Linked DNA regions of Mus musculus: region 1 is linked to region 2. The links are chromatin contacts, found by Hi-C or POLR2A ChIA-PET in ENCODE. All regions are on one chromosome and are shown on one strand. Each heading gives the region's core, a stretch centred on a gene start or an enhancer-like site at or near the end of the contact. The rest is flanking DNA. Distances are from core to core; before and after follow the strand shown. Region 1 holds the start of Fmnl3 (formin-like 3). Region 2 holds the start of Prpf40b (pre-mRNA processing factor 40B).

Evidence for each region. Hi-C counts contacts between places; a loop is a spot of excess contacts on that map. ChIA-PET counts read pairs that join two places held with the same protein, here RNA polymerase II (POLR2A).
Region 1: a map of T-helper 2 cell shows a loop between it and region 2 (2.8-fold over the local background). The contact joins the promoter of Fmnl3 here to the promoter of Prpf40b in region 2. A Hi-C loop is called at or near these places in 1 of 37 maps with a recorded cell type or tissue (T-helper 2 cell). POLR2A ChIA-PET finds 5 or more read pairs at or near these places in 2 of 5 experiments (Patski and embryonic stem cell).

The regions. Positions count from the first base shown.
Region 1 is chr15:99,366,847-99,374,603 of GRCm38, reverse strand. It overlaps Fmnl3 (formin-like 3), which reads left to right and starts at 4,122. Exons shown (of 27, transcript NM_011711.2): 1 at 4,122-4,427. The coding sequence starts at 4,302. It overlaps Gm22951 (a small nuclear RNA gene), which reads left to right and starts at 6,469; the gene lies at 6,469-6,575.
Region 2 is chr15:99,292,544-99,299,832 of GRCm38, reverse strand. Prpf40b (pre-mRNA processing factor 40B) reads right to left here and starts at 4,595. Exons shown (of 26, transcript NM_001370635.1): 1 at 4,405-4,595. It also overlaps a transcript of Fam186b not described here.

The DNA of each region.
Region 1 (7,757 bases), core at 2,873-5,372, 75 kb before region 2:
GGTTGGGACGTCTTAAACTAAGCTCAACTCTTCATTGTTATTCCCTCACAGCTTATGAGAGAATTAGAATGATATGGAAATCTGAAACTGAAGCCCAGTTAGCCCAGTTCCAGGCTAACTGATTAATTGCTAGACAGCCTTTTAGTCTTAGTCTGCTTAGCTACATTCAAAATTAGGATAATAATATGTCCCTCTGATGATGTTATAATGACCAAGCCAGACGATAGACAACATTTCAAATCATAAAACATGCACCAGGCAGACAGCTCAGTGGTAAAAGTACGTGCTGCCAAGGCTGGTGACTTGAATTCAATTCCCAGAACTCACATGCTAGGAGAGAAGGGGTTCCTGCAAGCTGCCCTCCGACTTTAACACGTGCCATGGCACACACACACACACACACACACCACACCACACCAACCACACACACACCACACACACACACACACACCACACACACACACACACACACACCACACACACACACACACACACACACCACACACACACCACACACACACACACACACACACACACACCACACACACCACACACACACCACACACACACACACACACACACACACAATTTTTTTTATCCAGAGTAATAAATTTACACTAAAAACATATAAAACACTATAAATATTTTTTTACCATTATTTATCAAACAGTTCATCAATGCTGGTTGGTTTAGTTAGGATTGTTTTCAACTTCTGTTTTATCTTCCTGCCCTGATTTGGTTCAGCTCTTCTCCATTCTCCTCCATTTTCTGTCTGAAGACCTTTCTAGATCCTGAAATGCATTTATGAAAATCTTCCCAAAGAATGTACTTAAAAGCTGTCCAGAAACTAGGTGTAGTGGCAACCCCCTGTAATCTCAGCACTGAAAACCTAAGGCAGGTGGATCTTAAGTTCCAGGATAGCCTGGGTCATATAGGGAGACTTGGCTGTAAAAACACAAGCTACCCTCACCTGGACACAAAACGAGCTACAGACCCAAGTGTGAGTTCTTCAGCTCTGAGCAACCCGACCCAACTCACCTTTTGTTCTCCCTCTCCACACTCTATCCTTTGGCCTAGTTGAATGTTTTACTGTTGCTCAGCCTCCCACATTCTTTCCTAGTTCATTTCCTCCACTCCCATAAGGCCTTTCCCCTTTCTGGTCAACATCCCTTCCATCTCATAGTTCTTTCAGTCTCAGCTTAACTGCCAGTCTTCTCGCCAAAGCCTTTCTCCTAAAGCTGTCTTCAGCTTCTCAGTGTCACTCTGTATACATTTCCTATTGCAACACTTATCACAGTTTTGTAAACACTAGTTTGGGAGTCTACTAGGTTTCTTCCAAACAACGAACACCTGGATGGAAGACACCTGTTTCCTCTTCTTTACTGTTTGCGATGGCTGAAGAAAAGGGTTCATTTAAATGATTGGAGGCAAGTGAGATAGGAAACGTGGACTAAAGAGGCGTTAAGGTTTGGGGAGTATTATATGCGGATCTTTCATTGCCAAAAGGCAAAGCATGGTTCTGAGTGAGCAGGGTGTTTACAGTGAACATGATCGTGATCTCCTGGTGAGCTCCAGAAGATCCTTAGAGCATGGAAGTCGGGAGGTTAAGCATGAGCAACCAACAGCAAAATGCTGGTGACTAAGAGACCACACAGGGATGGAGGCTGGCTTCTGGGCACCCGACCAGTTCCCTCGCATGGTCCTTGAGCACCCATGATAAGCGAAGAGTGATTTCTTTCCCTTCTTGAGTTATCGATTTTTGTTCAGTATGAGTCTACAGTTTTATCATCATGTCTCTGCTCTGGAAGTCTCTGTTGAGGGAATCAGGAAAGGGGCTGGAGAGGTGGCTCAGCAGTTAAGAGGCTCTGCTGTTCAGAGGACCTGGCTCACAACCGCCTGTAACTCCAGTTCCATGGGATCTAACAGACACGAGCACATAAAGACAAAGTTTCTTTATTTTTCTTTCTTTCTTTATTTTGGTTTTTTGAGACATGGTTTCTCTGTATAGTCCTGGCTGTCCTGGAACTCACTCTGTAGACCAGGCTGGCCTCGAACTCAGAAATCCACCTGCCTCTGCCTCCCAAGTACTGGGATTAAAGGCGTGCACCACCACAGTTTATTTTTAAAGTTGGGCAAGTATATGTTTAGGATCGTGGAGAAGGAAAAGAGGAAGCTATATGTTTGGCTGATTTGTCAATATTAGAAGAGGTACCACACAGGGATGAAGAAGGCACGCTTCCCGTCAAATTTCTATTTATGCTCCATGTTACTTGAGTATTCATGATAAACAAGTGTGCTCTTTTTGCTCACATATGTATCTTCAATGCTCAGAAAAGCATCTGACATATAATAATCTTTTCAAAAAAGCGTTTGTTGAATGAATGACTAAAACATTTGGGTGACAACTTGAGCGGTTGGATCTGGTTTCCAGTCATCTGGAGTCTGTGTTACCCTCGCAGCTGTTCTCCATGTACTAGCTTCATTCTCAGGCAGGTTGGGCTTGACGTGATGGCAAGGTAAGCAAGAATAGCTGTAGGTTTATGGGTTAACAATTCTCAAGCTCCAGGAACAGAGAGCCTCTTTCCTGACTCTTCCTTTACAGCCTTGACTAGTCCTACAGTCTCTAACATTGGGCAGTCTTGGGCCAAGTCCTGCTCCTTGATAGGAGCAAAGTCCAGCTGCACTTCAGCCAAAAACAGAATCTAGTGGTTCTCTAAAAGAGAACTTCTCTATCACCAGAAGAAGAGGGATAAAGGCTGACAGAAATGACAGAAGCCCATCACCTTGTTAGTAATGACAAGCCAGAGCAGAGTTGTTCTCCTATTTTCATACCAGTTGATAAGGTCTTATTCTAAATGCCTCTTTCACCTGTCTCTGTCTGTCAGGAAGAAGCCTTTCCCCTCCCTGGATGTCTGTGTCAAATATATCTCCCTCCCGAGTCTCTTTTGGATGGAATCCCATCCTTCCTAAAGCCAAGTCCAGGGAAGGGCATGCATGACCTCTCCAGAAAGCAGGCATTGCCACAGTGTGGCGTGCAGCAGAGTCTAGTGGTGAGCCAGCAGTCTTCGGTTCCATCAGAGCTGGAGGGCTGTGAGCAGCGGAAGGACCTAACAGATCGCTTTCTACCAAATCCAAGGCATTTACTTCCACAGTCTAACCTCTGTTCTCTGATATGCTGTTTGTATGGTTTACTGTTTGCATTGTACAGGAACTTGAGACCTGGAGAAGTCTGTGTAAGGCTCCAGAAAAAGAGATACCATCCTTGGATAATAAAATCCTCTGTGAGCCAGGCCGAAATGGACATTAGGTCACAGCAATCACCTTTTTAAAAACGTGCATTTTCTAGGTGTTTTTCCTACGTATCACACGTGTGAAGGTGTCGCGGATCCTTTGGAAATGGGAGTTACAGACAGTTGTGAGCAGCTCTGTAGTTGCTTGGAATGGAACTCAGGTCCTCCAGAGGGACAGCCATTGCTCTTAACAGCAGAGCCATCTCCAGCCCTCACAGGAATAATTTCAATCATTCTTTTTTTTTTTTTTTTTTTTTTTTGGTTTTTCGAGACAGGGTTTCTCTGTATAGTCCTGGCTGTCCTGGAACTCACTTTGTAGACCAGGCTGGCCTCGAACTCAGAAATCCACCTGCCTCTGCCTCCCAAGTGCTGGGATTAAAGGCGTGCGCCACCACGCCCGGCTAATTTCAATCATTCTTTCAAGCGCAAATTTCTCCCTCCAGTCGACAAAAGCTCAGAAGGTGGTGGTGTGACTTCTCCGGGGTTATATACATGGCTCTCACGATAAGTTGCTTTTTTTCTGAGACAGTCTTGCTATGTAGCTCAGGCTGGTCTCCAATCAAGCAGTCCTTCAGCCGCAGCCTCTCCAGTGCTGGAATGAACAGACCTGAGTCACAGATGGTGGTCTCCCTAGTGTTCCCAGTTAACTTTGCAGTCCGCGCTCTGTGGCTACATCCTCCAACAAACACAGCGATTGGATGCCCACCAAGGGCCACCAGGGCGCGCTCGCAGCCAGGCGCGAGGCCGCCGAGGGCGGGAGGCTCTGTGATTGGGAGGCGCGGCTGTCAGTTAGGCGCGGGCGGGGCGGTGGGCGGTGGGCGTGGCCTGCATGAATAAGGCGCGCTTCAGCGCGTCGAGCGCTTCGCCGCCGCCCGCCGGACTGCGAGGCGCCCCCTGAGGGGCGGAGGAATCGGGCCTGGGGAGCGGGCGCTGAGGGAGGAGCCAGGTCGGAGCGGCTGAGGGCCCTGGCGAGGAGGTGGAGGGCTGAGGCCCGGAGGAGGCCCCGCCGCGATGGGCAACCTGGAGAGCACCGACGGTGGCCCGGGCGAGCCGCCCTCCGTCCCGCTGCTGCTGCCGCCCGGCAAGACGCCGATGCCCGAGCCGTGCGAGCTGGAAGAGAGATTCGCCCTAGTGCTGGTGAGACCGGCGCTGCTGCCTTCCCGCCGCCCCCACAGCCCCCGCCGGGTCCCGCCCACCCCCGCAGCCCCGTCAACGCCTGGCCCGGCCGGCAGCTCGGAGCGGCCCGTCGGGGGTCGGGGAGGAGGGGTCCCCAAGCCCGGGACCTGCCCGAGGTCCAGACTCCTCCCTCCCCACTTCCCTCAGACTTCCCGGTCCGCTGCCGGAATTCCATTCCCGGGACCTCGCTGGTGGGACGGTTTCGGAAGCTGTTGGGTCCCCAGCCAAAATCAGGCATTTTTCCTCCTTCATGAGAGCGGGTCTCGCGTTCAGACCAGATGTTTCGGGGAGGAAAAGGGGGGATTGGAGAAGGGGCTGGCTGCCCATGGGGGTGGGGGGTGGGATAAGAAGCGATGCCATTCTACTTATTTCAGGACCGCCTGCAGGCATCCTGCTAAGTTATAGTGGATTTGCCTAGGCTGAACATGTGGATAAGCCATTTGACTAGACAGTTTTTTCCCCCCAATTGAAACAATACACAAACCATCCCGCCTGGTTTTTTATCCTCCCTCGTTTCATGTTAAACTTTGGTGACTGGTTCGTGTACCGTTGCTTGTGGTTCTTTGTAGTCCTTCTGTGGTTTCAAAAGGGATGGTTTCTAAAGACGAACTGATTCTCCTTTGCCCTGGGGCTTGGACGTTGATGTGAGTGACTCTGAATAGAGAGGTTAGTAGCAGGTATCACTGAGAGGAAGCTGGACCATGTTCAACATGAAGCTTTAAAAAAAAAATGAACATAACGCTAACAGATAAATCTGAAAAACTTGGGGAAATAGCTTTCACTTCTTCCCCCAAAGAGCTATTAGGAGATAGTAATAATTCTGGTGTATTGTTGGTACGGTCTGAAGGACTGACTTTGCCCGTGAGGAGGGATAAGTTGTAGACTTAGCAGCCTTATTGGATTTCATCTGCCTTGGAAGAGGGAGATTAGATCTGTTGGCAGCAGTGGAGCTGTCTAGAGATCCTGGCCTCTGCAATGTGGGGAGCCTCACATCATCATCTCAATGGCACCAACTTGGACTCAGAGAGAGTCCAGGATGTTCCACAGAGGTGTGTCAGGGGAAGCAAGAAAGGATGGCCCCTGGCAGGCGCTTAATATCAGGGCACACCCGGAGGGGATCAATTATGACCTTCAGCTGCCCCAAGGAAGAAGGAGGAAAAAAAAAAAATCAGTATGCTTGCACACCTGTGATGTATCTGCACCACCTCCATAGAGTCCCTGGTTTAAGGCACAGGGCTGGGTTAGGACTCCTGGAATCAATGTTCTGTGTAAATCACCTCAAGCTCTCCAAGCTCTGCCTAGGTCTTTGTGGATCAGATCATGTGTCTGTACCAGAAAGCCAGGAGTCTGTGGTCTTGACTCAGCGGTGATACAACTTTCCCAGTCAGAGTGTTTTCCGGAGGAGTGTAGGGGGTGGGGCTCTGTAAATACAGTGGGGTTTGGAAAACCTTCATCTGACAGGAGCAGGCATATCCTGTGACCAGGTGTATAGCATAGGATAATTGCCTTCCTCAGATTTCTGCACCTCAAACTCCTTTTGGGGAATACAGGTGATCTCAGATCTGAGTCACTGTTGAGATAAACTTCAGTTAACATTTACTGAGCATACAGTGCGCAGCAGACTCTGCCAAATCTTTGATTTCGACGCTCATGAAATCTGTAGCACAGTCCCGGGTGGGAAGCGCTGTCATTACCAACATTGTAGGAGAGTGGAGCTGGAGGGATTCAGTAGTAACTTAGTGACAACCACCTGAACAGAGGCTGAGGGAAAGTTGAAAGTCCATATCCTAAACCAGAGACCAGAATCTCGCTCTGTACCCCCTGGCTTTTCCCTAAAGCAATCGGTTACATTGGAGCTGACAAAGTGGGAACAGAAGAGGCAACAAAGGAGCAGCTTGTAGCTTACAGAGAGCACCTATCCAGTGCTGATGTAGGTTACACACTTCAGTTCTCACAGTCCTACCAGGAATTATCACTGCAGCCATGAACAAAGCTGTGGTGAGTGCTCCCTTCAGCAGCACATATACTAAAATTGGAACGATACAGAGAAGATTAGCATGGCTTCTGTGCAAGGATGACACGCAAATTCGTGAAGCGTTCCATAATTTTTATAGGGAACTTTCGGGATAGCATTTGAAATGTAAATAAAGAAAATATCTAGCCAGGTGTGGTGGCACACGCTTTTAATCCCAGCACTTGGGAGGCAGAGGCAGGCAGATTTCTGAGTTCGAGGCCAGCCTGCTCTACAGAGTGAGTTCCAGGACAGCCAGGGCTACACAGAGAAACCCTGTCTCGAAAAACAAAAACAAAAACAAACAAACAAACAAACAAAAAAGAGAATATCTAATTAAAAAAAAAAGCTGTGGTGGTGAATAGCCTTTTGCTGTATAATTTTCTTAGGATAGAAACTTTACATTGAACCTGATCAATTATAGGTTATACATTGTTTCTTATTTTCAAAGAAGTTATTATTACCATGTCTGTGACTACAGGCAGGCACCTGTATGTATGGCTTGAGTGTAGAGATCAGAGAGTCAGTTCTCTCCTTCCACCACATGTTCTGGACTTCAGCTGGGGTTGTCAGGCCTGCCCCACAGGAGCTTCTACCTGCTGAGCCACCTTGCCAGCTCTATACATTTTTTTTAAGGTCTTAAATACATATTTCCAAGTTTATCTTTTAAAAACAATAATGTGGTATGGTAGCACATTCCTGTAATCGCTTGTGAAGCTAAGGCAATAGAATTACAAACTTAAGGCTTGCCTCAGTTACATAGCGAGACACTGTCTCAAAACCAAATCTTCTTTTTTATTTGTTTGTTTGTTTTTTAAAGATTTATTTATTTATTTTATCTATATGAGTGCACTGTAGGTGACTTCAGACACACCAAAAGAGGGCATCAGATCCCATTACAGATGGTTGTGAGCCACAATGTGGTTGCTGGGAATTGAACTCAGAACCTCTGGAAGAGCAGTCAGTGCCCTTAACTGCTGAGCCGTCTCTCCAGCCCCAAACCAAATCTTCATCCAACCCCACCCCCCAAAAAAAAGTGTCCTCCAAGTGAGGAAAGAGGATTTTCCTCTTGATTATAAATTAATATATATATATATGTGTGTATATATATATGTATATATGTATATATGTATATATGTATATATATACACATACACATGTATATATACGTATGTATGTATGTATACACACACACACACACACACACATATATATATATATCAAGCACATTTGGAAACTACTGAAAGATAGAAGAAAATCATCTGTACTATAGACTAGTA
Region 2 (7,289 bases), core at 3,346-5,845:
AGAGGTCCTGAGCTCAATTCCCAGCAACTACTTGGTAGCTCACAAACATCTATACTGGAATCTGATGCCCTCTTCTGGAATGCAGACAGAATATTGTATATATAATAAATAATTTATTTAGAAAAAGTATTTCTAGAAAAACAAACAAAAACATGGATCCTCACTTACATCTTGGATTTAACGAATTTAGAGCAACTCCACTAAAATGTAAAGTCTTAAGGGCAGAGGTAACTCAGCACAGCGGCTCAACACTGCAATCCTAGCCCTGGGAAGATGGAGATAGGAGTATGAGGAGCTTGGGTCACTGTGGGCTGTGTAGTAAGTTCCAGGTCAGTCTGGGCTGCAGAGACTCTGCCTCACAAATGAAGCAGTAAATGAGCTACTGAGTGGATTAAGGAACTTGCCTTCAAATCTGAGGACCTGCATTTGACTCCTAGGACCCACACAGCAGAAACAGAACTGATTCACAACTTTCCCCTGTTTTCCCCCCACACATGCACTGTAGCACATGCTCTGTCATCCAAATGAGTAATAGACATTATAGAAAAATTAAAGTGGGGCAGGTCATTGACTTGGTTTTGGCAAGTCCTGCCAAACTCGGTGGCCTCTGATAAGGCCTCCTTATAAAGAAAACACAATTTAGAGCTGGAGGAGACTCTGAATATCCCCCAAATGTTCCCGAAACCTTCTATGAGACAGGTTATCACTTTATAGTAAGGCTGGCTAGGACTCGCTCGCTCTATACCCCACTCTAACTCTAGCCTCAAACCTACAACCAAACAACCCTCTTCCCTCAGCCTCCCAAGTGCTAGGATTATAGCCATGTGCCAAGGTTGGTTGAGACAGTGGCTTGGGTGGCTTGGACTGACTGGTCCTGAACTCCTGATCTTCTTGCCTCCATCTCCAAGTGCTGGACTTAAAGGAATGCCACTTCACACATCGGCACTCCTCTCTTAGCATGTGAGAAAGGTCAGACAGAGTAATTGTAAATGGTGTGTCAGTCCCACAGCTGGCTTCAGATGAGCCAACTAAATCCCATCTGTCCTCCCTAGAAGCACAGTGCCTGCCACAGAAAGCAGTGTTTTCATACCAACCTTCCCTGAAAGTGACTAAATCATCAAGATTCAAACCTCATCTTAAGAATAAACAGTGGTGCCTACTGCCTGCCCTATAAAATTCCTCGACTTAGAGTCAGGTGTTCTTAATTTGGCATATGCCTTTAAGTTTGGAGGCAAAGGCAGATAGATCTCCGAAAATTCAAGGCTATCTTGAATCAAGTTCCATGACAGCCAAAGCTACAGCGGGAGACCCTATCTCAAAATAAATATATAAATTAGTAAATTGGGCATGGTGGCATACACCTTTAGTCCCAGAACTTGGGAGGCAGAAGCAGGTGAATTTCTGAGTTCAAGACCACAGATTCTAGAGTGAGTTACAAGAGAGCCAGGACTACACGGAGGAAACACTATCTAAAAAAATAATAATAATAATAAATAAATAAATACTTTTTTCTCTTCATCTACCATCCAAAGCCTTTCGCTACAGGCAGTTCCACATCTGGCCCATCCTGAGGCCAGGGCTTCCTAGTTAACTTTCTGTACAGGAATTGTTAGATTTCTCTCATTTTATTCAAGATGATCCAAAGTTCACTCTGTTTTACTTTCACATTACCGCACACCCGAGCACCCACACCCGCACACCCACACACTCTGTCCTCTTAGGACCAAGCACACCACTTGGCAGTCGCTTGTACCTCTGTGAATGTTTACTGGGCTTCTGAGAGTGCCTGCCTTTCCAATCCAGTGTGCTACATTTTGGAAGTGAGCTTTCTTTCTTTCCCCATTTCATAATGTCTGAGGACATGGGAGGCACATGAGCATGCAGAGGCCCAAAGCTGATGTTAGGAATTATCCTTTATCCTTCATCAATCTTTTACCCTATTCCTTGGGGAGAGCCAGGTCTCCCAACCAAACTCGGAGCTCACTGATAAAGCCAGTCTCACTAGCTGTCATACTCTGGTGATCCAGTCTCTGCACTAAAGGCTAGAATTACAAGGAGCTGAGCATTTTGTATGTTCTGGGGATCTGAACTCCAATCCTTCTGCCATTGCAGCAAGCACTTAAGCCACTAAGCCATCTCGACAGCCTAGGTTTTCTCTTTCTCAAACTCCCCAACTGTCTAGACAGGGTGGCCCTCCACCTGAAGTGCTTTGATGACACCATCTCATCCCTAACCTTGGTGGATTTTTGGATACTACCTAAAATACTGTTTGCACTCATTTGTTTGTGTAAATTCTCTTGAGTATAATCGGTAATAGAAACATGTAAAATAGAGATCCTTTACCTTGGTGGAAGGCAGCAGGTATCAAATACTCATATGGGAAAAGTTACATGATAGAAAGCTAACTGTATGGAGACTTCTGGACAGAATTCAAACCCTGGCCCATTTTACTCAGTTACCCAGGGAAGACAGAGGGATGGGATGAATGGAAATGACCATGGACCTTTTAGAGTCTTCCCTCCCTCCCCCTGTGCTGTCCTTTCTTTTCTGCTCCTCTCACCTGCTGCAATACCAATACAACTTTGGGACGGTAACACTTCTGAGTGGACTCTGAAGTGACCAGTGCAAAAGGACAGTAGAAAGAAAGCTAAAGACAAGCAGATTTGTCAGTCTTCCCCGGAACAGAACACACATTGTAGGGCAGGGGAGAGTCAATACTGAGACTATTGGCCATCTAGTCATCATATATTCAGGGAGACCAATGGAAGCATCCTGATACAAGATGTAATCAATTCTCAGCCTTCAGATCTAAGGGGTAGCTCAGAACTGAGCACTCAGAAGAACAGGGAAAAAGACAAAAATAGAGAGACAGGGAAGAGAACAGAGATCACGGCTAACAGTAATGTTTGCTGGGTGCATATTATGAGCCAGAGTCACACCACATGTCCATTTAATCCTCACAACCTTCTGAGAAAGTATCCCCATTTCATGGAGAAGCTGGGGTTCTAACAGGTTACTTCGTGGCTACAGTTCTCAGAGATTAAACGGCGGAGGCAGGTTTGGAATCCAAGCAGTCCGACCCCATAAAGCTGCCTCCCAGAAAGAAGGATGGCACAGATGACATTTCTTAGCCTCATTTTTTTTAATCCCAATCCTGAGATTCTGAGACAACCAGGTGATCCTAGGTAGGCCTGGACTGACTTATTCACCAAAGGAACTGTAAGAAAATGAAGGCTAAGAGGCATATTTCTCAAAGAGAGGCAGCCATCATCAAAAAGAAACGGGGTTGGCAGAGTAGTTCAGCACTACAGTTCTTGCCGGCATTAACAAGGCCCTAGGTTCAATGCAGAGCGCTGCAAAGAACAGCTGAGCTCTAGCACCCTGTTGTCTCCACTGACCTGCAGAGCCCAAATAGGTCCAGCCCCTCCCCCACCTACTTCCTAGCCTCTACTCTGGTGTGTAAGCCCTAGCATTTCTTCTGCTCCCCACAAAGAGCCTAGAGATCTTTCTAGAATACAACATTTTGCTTCTGATCCTCCATCACCTCTTCACTCTCCCGAAGAAACAGAATGTTGTTACTTCTGGTTCTCATCGTTTTTGAACTTCCAGGGTTCAACTTCCTCTATTTATAGAGTTCTCCCATTTCTCCAACGGGATTCCCAAGGCCCAGGCCTGCCAGGACCCAGCCTTGCAAGCTTTAAATCTCTTATCCGTAAATCCCGAGAAATTTTCCCCAGTCAAGCTGAAGGTCTCCACTCCAACATCCTCCTGCTTGACGCATCCTAGAACCCCTTCGCCTGAATTCCCTCCTCAAATCCCGCCCCCTTCTGCAACGGATGGAGAGTCCGTTTATCATACTGCCCATTTTCCTTTTTAAAAGTCAATGGGAAATTCAAGGCCCAGAGAAAGGTAGTGACTTGCCCAAGGTCACACAGAGTTACCACAGTCTGTCTGAAGGCAGAGCCAGGGTTGGGACCCAGGGGCCTCTGCTCCTCCGTTTCTTGGACTACTCCGGTTCTGAGGTGGAAACCAGGAGCATCTCTTTCCTCAGAAGTCCCTCCTAACCTCGGGAGACAGGTTTTGAGAACGGATGGGTAAGGAAGGGTGTCCCCTAAGGTCCAAAGGGGCACCTGGGGCTTCCAAAAGGCACAAGCCTGGGTCTGGGGGAGGGGCACGGGCCACGCCAAATAGCCTAGGATTGGCAACTGGTTTCCATCGCCTGCCCTCCCTTCGCCCCCGACCTTTCTCCACAGACCCACCGTTCACTTCATCCCTTCCTCCTCCTCACACAGCGCCTAGGCTCTCCGTCCCCTCAGCCCCCGGTCGCACCCGCCCCCCCGCCCCCCGCCATGCACCATAATGGCCTCCCCGCCCCTTCTACCCTCACTCCCCGCCCCCACCTACCTACAGGGCTTCTTTTCCTCACCCCTCGGTCCCCTCGCCCTCCCTCAGGGTCCCGGGTGCCCCGGCGGCCCTCCCGCCTCCCCGGCTCGAGCCCGGGCCGCAGGGGGCGCTGTGAGACAGCCCCGGGCCTCTCCACCCCCGCGCGGGGACGTTACCATGCCAGAGCCTCAGAGCAGCTGGGCCGGCTCGGCCCACTCGCCAGTAAAAACAGCTCTGATTGGCCGGGCTTCGGCCGGGAGGGCGGGGCCAGTGGGGGGGTCGCACCCCTTCGTGGCCGGGGCTCCGGTTGCTCTCGCCGAGGAGCGGAGCCCCCAACCGGCCCGGTGTGCCCGGCCCGGCTCCGCCCCCGGCCCGGAGCGCCAGGCCCCGCCCCCACGTGCGCAGAATCCTGGGACCGCCCCCTGGGGCGGGGCGCGCCTGGGCCCACCCCCGGGGGCGGAGCGCGCCTGGGCGGGCCTGGGACTGACCGCGCGCTGGCTGCGCAGGGCGGCGTGGCTCTCCCGGCTCACAGCCCCCTTCTTGCCCGCGACTCCGCGGCCACCACCCAGACCGGACCGAGCCATTAATTTCTCCCGCGCAGAGGGCACTACAGCGGTTCACAGAGCGGCTCTTTTCCCTGCGTATTTTCTTTAGTTTTAATTTTTTGTTGTTGTTGGTTTTTTTCGAGACATGGTTTCTCTGTGTAGCCCTGGCTGTCCTGGAACTCACCAGGCTGGCCTCGAACTCAGAAATCCGCCTGCCTCTGCCTCCCGAGTGCTGGGATTAAAGGCGTGCGCTACCACGCCCGGCTTTAGTTTTAATTTCTTAATTCAAGAACTATTAATTAAACTCCTGTGCCAGCAGCCGTATGTGTCGGGCAAAGCCGACAAATCCCCTAAATGAGTGCGTACGTGCCTCTCGCTTAGCGCTGGGTTACTTTCAGAATCTGCCTCTGTAACATCTACAGTGAGAGATAAACGTTCAGTTATGTAGATAAGGGAACTCGAAGCTACTTAATGGGCATGCATGCTCAAGTTCTTGGGCTAGTACAGCTGGCCCTGGTTGGAGGCATTGCACCTCTTTACCCCTCCAAAGCCGGGGTAAAGACCAAGACGTTGCCTGTTTCCTTCTGTAGGTTTCTGAACCTGACTCAGGAAAACACCTCTTTATGTCTATAGACAATTTGGCTTTATCAATAGTTGTATTAAAAGTTCTTATATTCATTCTTCAAGCCAGCACTGAGTTGTAGAGGCAGACAGATCCCTGGGGCTCAGCGGCTAGCCGAACTAGCCTACATTGTGTTTTCTGACTAGTGAGAGACCTGATCTTTAAAATGATGTCCCAGGACGTCATGAAAAGCCGGACATGAGGGGAAGAAACCCTTTCCCCTGAGATCTAATTTGTCTTTCTTGAAGTGATCTCAAATAACAAATCCATGATGCACTTTAAATCTAATGTATGTCAGGTGGTAGTGGGTGTACCCCTTTAATCGAGCATTTGGAAAGCAGAAGCAGGCAAATCTCTGAGTTCGAGGCCAACTTGGTCTATACAGCAAGTTCGAGGACAGCCAGGAATACACAGGGAAATGTGTAGCCCAAAGAAGCCCTGTATCAAAACAAAACAAAACAAAACAAAACAACAAAAACAAAATAAAACCAAAACCGAGCTTAAAAAAAAATCTAAAGTCTCTTCTTTCCCTTATGTTTTCTTGCTTTTATTTTATTTATTTATCGGGGGGCGGAGGGGGACACATGTGTGCTCACTGCACCCATGTGGGAACCAGAGGACAACTTTCTGGGGTCACTTCTCTCTTTCCACAATTTGGGTCCTGGGGATTTAATCAGGTTATCAGGACTGATGGCAATTGTCTTTACCCACTGAGTCATCTCTCCAGCCTCTCCTTTAAAAAGCACTTTGTGAGCCGGGCAGGGGTGGCACACGCTTTTAATCCCAGCACTTGGGAGGAAGAGGCAGGTGGATTTCTGAGTTCGAGGCCAGCTTGGTCTACAGAGTGAGTTCCAGGACAGCCAGGGCTACACAGAGAAACCCTGTCTGGGGGGGGGGGGGGGGGCACTTTGTGTGTGTGTGTGTGTGTGTGTGTGTGTGTGTGTGTGTGTGACCTGTGTTGTTACAAGTATGTGAAATACCAGTTCTCTCCTTTGACTATGCTTTCTGGTCCAGGAGATCAAAAATGGCTGTCTCCAGGGAGAAGATAAAGGAGGCAAGCTCTTGAGAGACCTGGCAGCAATCACCTTTAACTTCTGAGCCCTCTTTTTTATCTTAATAAACTCAATTTTTACTTCACTCTCATTCATCCTGATGTTTTTTCTGCACAGCATAGTTAAGCATCTGGTTTTACCTGAGTGGATCTACTTAAAACTTGGGCTATTGGCACATGCACACACACACACACACACACACACAGGCGGGGGCGGGGGGCGGGGCGGGGGGAGTGGGGAGTGGGGGGGGGGAGAGAGAGAGCACAAAAGCACGGTTTTGTTGTTGTTACTGTGTGGTTTAGGGGCTTTGGTTTTTTGAGGTAGGGTTTAGCTGTGTAGCCCAGATTGACTTGGAATTTAACACATTGCCTAGGCTGGCCTTGAATTCACACTCCTGCCTCTGCCTCCCAAGTGCTGGGATTACAGTATGAGCAGGCAACTGTTTTTAAAGGTCAAATGAATATAGAAAGCATTTCAGGACAAAGAGCAGAGCCTTGCTTGCCTCGTTGATCTTCTCCCTGGAGACAGCCATTTTTCACAACTAGTGGATTTTCTGTTGCTGTTGTTTTGGTTTCTTTGGTTTTGTTGTTGTTTTGTTTTTGGTTTTTGGTTTGTTTGTTTCTTCAGTGTATCCCTCTGTCAGCCTCATTGCTTCTCACTGGGTAAGGAATCCAAGGAGATATCCTG